Regions from separate parts of the Homo sapiens genome. Here region 2 is linked to region 1. The links are chromatin contacts, found by Hi-C or POLR2A ChIA-PET in ENCODE. All regions are on one chromosome and are shown on one strand. The core of a region is the stretch at or near the end of the contact, and the rest is flanking DNA. Distances in the headings are between cores, read along the strand shown. Region 1 overlaps LOC107985960 (a long non-coding RNA gene). Region 2 overlaps ITGA6 (integrin subunit alpha 6).

Region 1 (2,614 bases), core at 76-2,575:
CTTCATATTCATTAAACACCTAGGTCAGTGGATTCATAGTCTGAGCTCAGAATATTCACTAATCCCGAGACTGTTGGCTTTCTGTGGTCATGGTTGCCATTGGGTGGGGCGTCCATGGACCCCAGGCTAAGCACTTTGCTTAGGCTAAGTTCCCAACAGTGCTGCTCAGCAGTGGACCTCTTTCTGATTCTCTCAAGCCTATACACTGAGGGGTTGTCCACACTGCCTCTGAGAGCAGTGGGCAGGCAAAGGAAGTGTGCTTTGTGAGGTCACCCGTGGGGACAGTGAGTGCAAGCAGCTGCAGTCCTCATGGGCCGCCAGCCTCCCGCTTCCTGCAGAGGCGCCCAGAGCTGGAGCTGGTCTGCGCATGCACTTGGAGGCACGGTATGAACAACCGCAGAAATGCCGGCCAACTACGCCAGTTCCCAGAGCCCAGCGTTCTCCTCTCTCCTCTTTCATTGGTTTCCCAGGAAAGCTGCTGAGGGCGGGAACCCCAGATGCACAGTTTGGCTCATAAGCGGGCTGCCTTTCACAGCCACCACTACCCACCCGGGGAGAGCACTGGATTGTGGCAAACGGGACCTCTTTGTGTGAGCAACCAAGGTGTGTTGGGTTTGGTGCTCCAAGGCAAACTTCTTTGCTCAATTGAAACAGCCCCTGGTCATCTCTGCTTCTCCATCTATAGCCACCCCGTGAGAATAAAAACTCCAGAGAGTCCTTTCTATTTACATTTAGGGAATTCTAAAAGAAAGGTACAAGAAGCCAAAGGATTATCCGTGTTTGTCCTTAGAAAAAGAGGTAACAATGCAATTTTTAAAACCCTAAAAGATTAATGAAATAAAACATTACAGATAGATACAGCAGTCAAATGCAAAGAAACAGAGAATAGTGGTTACCAGGGGCTGGGGGAGAGGGGAATGGAGAGCTATTGTTTAATGAATATGAACTTTGAGTTTGGGAAGATGAAAAATTTCTGAAGAGGGATAGTGGCGATGTTTGCACAGCAGTGTGAATGGACTTAATGTTGCTGAACTATACACTTAAAAACGGTTAAAATAGTAAATTGTATGTTGTGTATATTTTGCCATAATAAAAATTTTTCAGAAACCATTATGAACAGAGCATTGTCTCAATGAGGAGACACTAAGCTTGTTGACTTTTATCTTGGGTGCTCTCTGTGTATGTGTATTTATATTAAAAGTAACCAGTTTCCTGAAAACACAAAACCCATTCCTGGCCAACAGGCTCTTTTCCTGTGCTTTTGTGCATTCTGAAGCTGTCTTCATAATGTGTTGGTCAGGAAGTGGGTGACTCATGGGGCCTTTATGACAGACCCTTGAGTCACACACACACACACACACACATACACACAGACACACGTGAGTCACCCCTACAGGCTTCTAGGACAGGCAGCGATTTAGATGCCAGAGTGATGTGCCTGGGGCATGGCGGGAGGCAGCCTGGCGCCCATTGCCAGGCACATTCCTGGGAGCCTCTCCCATGGTTTAGTAATAAATGGAAGCTGTGGCCACAGCTCCCAACTCCAGGCCCAGCAATAGCTGTTTCTCTGACTTTTAAGGACAACCCAAATGGTGGCAGGAGGGGAGAGCAGTTGGTATTGGAAACGCCCAGTGGCCGCTGGGCTGCTGTGAGTGGCGCCTGTTTTGGCGATGTGAGTGGCGCTGGGTGTAGGCCTCTGAATCTGCCGGTGCGTGGTGGCAAGAGCAGGTCAATCACAGGGTGATCTTACGTCTTCCCGGGGGTCGTGAATCGGGTTGGGAGCCACTCAGTTATATAAACAAATGGAGGACTGATCTAGACCTTAGGAGACCTGGTTTAGACTTTGATCTGCCACTAGCTTGTTTTGTTACCATGGTAAATCACATAAACTCTCTGGCCTTGGGTTCCTTGTCTTTAAAGTGAGGGAGTTGGATTAGATCAGGATTGGCTGGCACACAGCTCCTGTGCCACCCGTCCCTCCAGTTCCTGAGGCAACAATGTTCACTGCCCTCTGAGCCCACATGGCAGCTCCTGGTCCTTCTTAGATGGCCTTCTCTTTCTATTCTGTTAATTGGAGTTAGCATCTGAAATGACACCTATTTGCTATCCTGAAAGCTGATATGCTGGTTCTCAACTTTGCCTATAAATTAGAATCACTGGAGAGCTTTTAGCAAATACAGGTGTCTGAATCCTACCCATATGGATTCTGATTTAATTATTCTGGGATGAGACCCAGGCATTGATAAATTTTAAAAGCTCTCTAGGGGATTCCAGTGTGTAGCCAGGAATGAGGGTCACTGGACGAGATGACCACTACAGGGGCCTAACAGTCAGTCACTTTGTGATCAGCTGTTGGCATGAAGATGACAGGAATGATTGGGCTGGTTGAGCCGAGCTCTGCTGGCAAGAACATTAGGGGATCAGGAGACTTGGTTCTCATTTCTAGTTTGCATTCCTAATTTGCTTGTGATTTTGGGTGAGTTATTTATTCTTTTTAGCTTTAGTTCCCACATGTATAAACTGGGAGTAATAATCTCTTGAGCTTCCTACCTCACCATATTCTTAAGAGGAAGAAAGAAATGTTAATAGATGTATAAGAGAAAAGTGCTACAGA
Region 2 (2,614 bases), core at 85-2,584, 230 kb after region 1:
GACCTCTGAAATGGATGAGAAAAAGCCACATACAGAACAATGGCAATTAAGTTCCCATTTAGTTGAAATTATACATATATTTTAATATTTAATTTTAGATAATTTTAACTGACGTGTCTGGAAGAACATACAAGGCTACTTGGGTGTTCGGGTGGGAATGGAGACAAAATATTTACTTTAACCCCCACATGTTGCACATGTACTCATAAGTGTGTACGTTTTTAAACAAATATTGTATAATGAGGCTCTGCATTGTATACATTTATATCTATTAACAGTTATTTTCTTCAGCAATGGGGGAAAACGTCACGTGTATTTTTTTTCCTGTGTTTTTAAGCTGTGCTGGGCAGCTAAGGATGCTCTCTAGTATGTGAATTAGACTCACATTCAAGGTAACAGAGGCTGAGCTTGTTTTTCACTCCTTTTGTCTTCAGATCCCGGCCTGTGATTAATATTCAGAAAACCATCACAGTAACTCCTAACAGAATTGACCTCCGCCAGAAAACAGCGTGTGGGGCGCCTAGTGGGATATGGTGAGCATCCCTCTGTCTTGGTGGGATCCCCCTCAGTTTCCCACCTCCACTTCATGATGACTCTATTGTCCTGAGGAGCCACAGGGAAGATGACAGGAGTGCTGGGCAAAGGGAAGAGGGTCTGTCAAGTGTTTTTATAACATGTTGATCATCAATGGGCATTGGGGGGATTGGAGAGCTAGGGAACATGTTGGGTTTTTTCCACTGCAATAATGGATCTTTTAAGAAATATGTGTTTGATTTTATTCAGCCTCCAGGTTAAATCCTGTTTTGAATATACTGCTAACCCCGCTGGTTATAATCCTTCAATATGTAAGTACCTAGTACCTTTAAAATATGTCTACTTTCTGTCTGCCAGGTTGAAAGTTCTGCATAAATCACAGAAAAATAAAACTGCAGTGGCCAACATGGGTCTGTCAATTCTGGTGTAAAGAATTAAGTGTATGTTTTGTCTCCCTTTTAATCAGGAGGGCACAGCACCGTGAGGGAGGAAAAAAACTCCACTTGGTCGCCATTTGAGTTTTCCAGAGCAGATGGTTTAGGACAGAATGGCTTGGAAAAGTACTTATTTGCTACCACAACCATTTCCTCCATTTCTGTCTTTGAAAAGCAGTGTGGAAAATTGATTTTGTGGTTGTGAGGTGGTGGGTGGTGGCTGGTGGTTGTGAGGTGGTGGGTGGTGGCTGGTGGTTGTGAAAGGGCAACGGCAGGAGCCAGAGCACAGCACAGAGTCACTGCCAGGCTGCCTTCTCTTCCCCACGCCCCTCCCTCCCGGAACACCCGCCCTGTGTTCCCAAGAGCAGGCCCCTAGGGAATTTGCAAGCCGGCCCTGAGAGGTCAGAGACCTGGTCTCTGCTCCTGGTTTCAGCTTTGATACTGACTGACCCACAGGGCAAGTCCCTTAACATATGAGTTTGCTTTCCTGTCCGTTCAGAACAATGCCTAGTAGTCATTAGTGCATACAGTTGTGCTGGAGATCAACTGAGAAGACATGAAAAGCACTTTGTCATTTATTAGATACTGTTCTGCTTCCTTTTTTTGTAATTCAAAGTAAGATTTTTTTAAATTTTTGTGGATACATAGTAGGTGTATATATTTATGGGGCAACACAGGATTTTTGACAAGAATTTTGACACCGTTAATGATACTCTTAACAATAGTGGCCGTCGTAAGCTCTCCTCTGGCATGTTTTAATAGCAGCCACACTTCTTCAGCTGTGAGTCACCTGACCCCTGGCTCCAGAGTCAAGGCCAGGGGCATAGGAATTCCAAGAAAATCTTTTCTGCAAAGAGGAAGTGAAAAGAATGAGGAAATTCTCAACCCGGGTCCGGCCATGGTCCTGGCAGTTTGGGATTCTAGTGTACTGTATCTGCCACCAAGGGACACTTTGTGAAGAACAAGGTCATTCTGTCCTTTCATATGGTTGTCAGCCTTTACGATACTATGAGGTAATGAGTCCTCTGAAGTGTTCTCCCTGTTATCTAAAGTAGTAGTTTTCTTTATTTAAAAAGATGTCCCTTATAATATTCCAGAATATAACCTAATTCAAATAACCTAAAGTTGTTGCTTGAAACAGGAAAAAATAGCCACATAAGGACTAGGGTTTGCAATGGTGAATCCTCTCACACGTCACAGCTCTGTTCTTAGCTGTACTCTAATTCTTCTTTAACTTTATATGAAGTTTTATATAACACTAATGAATGTATCCACTAAGACAACAGAATGAAGATACTGACCTGTGATAAAGTTCAGTGAATTATGAAAAGGGACAGTTTAAATAAATGTACTGTCTTTAATTTTTTTTAAGTCCCCCTTCACCTGATTCTCAGTGTCATAAGCTCAGTTAGCCTTCATCTTTCCAGATTTCGAGCTGTCTGCAGGTGGTTTCTCCGTCTCCCCTTCTGTGGGGTCGTCTCCTGCTGTGTGGTCTCTCCATGGGACCTGCAGACCTTGCACGAAGCATTCTTAGAGTGGATGGATTATGACTTCGTGCACAGGGGGAGCTGTGGCCTTTTGCTTTGCTTTTTGATGCAGCCGGCATTTTGTCGAGTGTAGAAAGCAATTCTTTGTGTGGCTTTTAA

The links. A loop is a pair of places that touch in the nucleus more often than their neighbours do. ChIA-PET counts read pairs that join two places held with the same protein, here RNA polymerase II (POLR2A).
Region 2: a map of cardiac septum shows a loop between it and region 1 (3-fold over the local background). The contact joins two enhancer-like sites. A Hi-C loop is called at or near these places in 1 of 168 maps with a recorded cell type or tissue (cardiac septum). POLR2A ChIA-PET finds 5 or more read pairs at or near these places in 1 of 52 experiments (activated naive CD8-positive, alpha-beta T cell).

What each region holds. Positions count from the first base shown.
Region 1 is chr2:172,252,031-172,254,644 of GRCh38, forward strand. LOC107985960 (a long non-coding RNA gene) reads left to right here. Exons shown (of 6, transcript XR_001739773.3): 1 at 1-603. Among named protein-coding and RNA genes, the nearest start is that of DLX2-DT, 150 kb to the left of the region's middle. RefSeq lists an enhancer at 861-2,060. Within about 2 kb of position 1,326, at least 10 of the 41 ENCODE cell types and tissues checked have a DNase peak (open chromatin) inside an H3K27ac peak, as active enhancers do.
Region 2 is chr2:172,479,207-172,481,820 of GRCh38, forward strand. ITGA6 (integrin subunit alpha 6) reads left to right here. Exons shown (of 26, transcript NM_000210.4): 10 at 435-533; 11 at 784-845. All of the region lies in intron 3 of PDK1-AS1 (PDK1 and ITGA6 antisense RNA 1), which reads right to left. Among named protein-coding and RNA genes, the nearest start is that of ITGA6-AS1, 14 kb to the left of the region's middle. Within about 2 kb of position 1,335, at least 7 of the 41 ENCODE cell types and tissues checked have a DNase peak (open chromatin) inside an H3K27ac peak, as active enhancers do.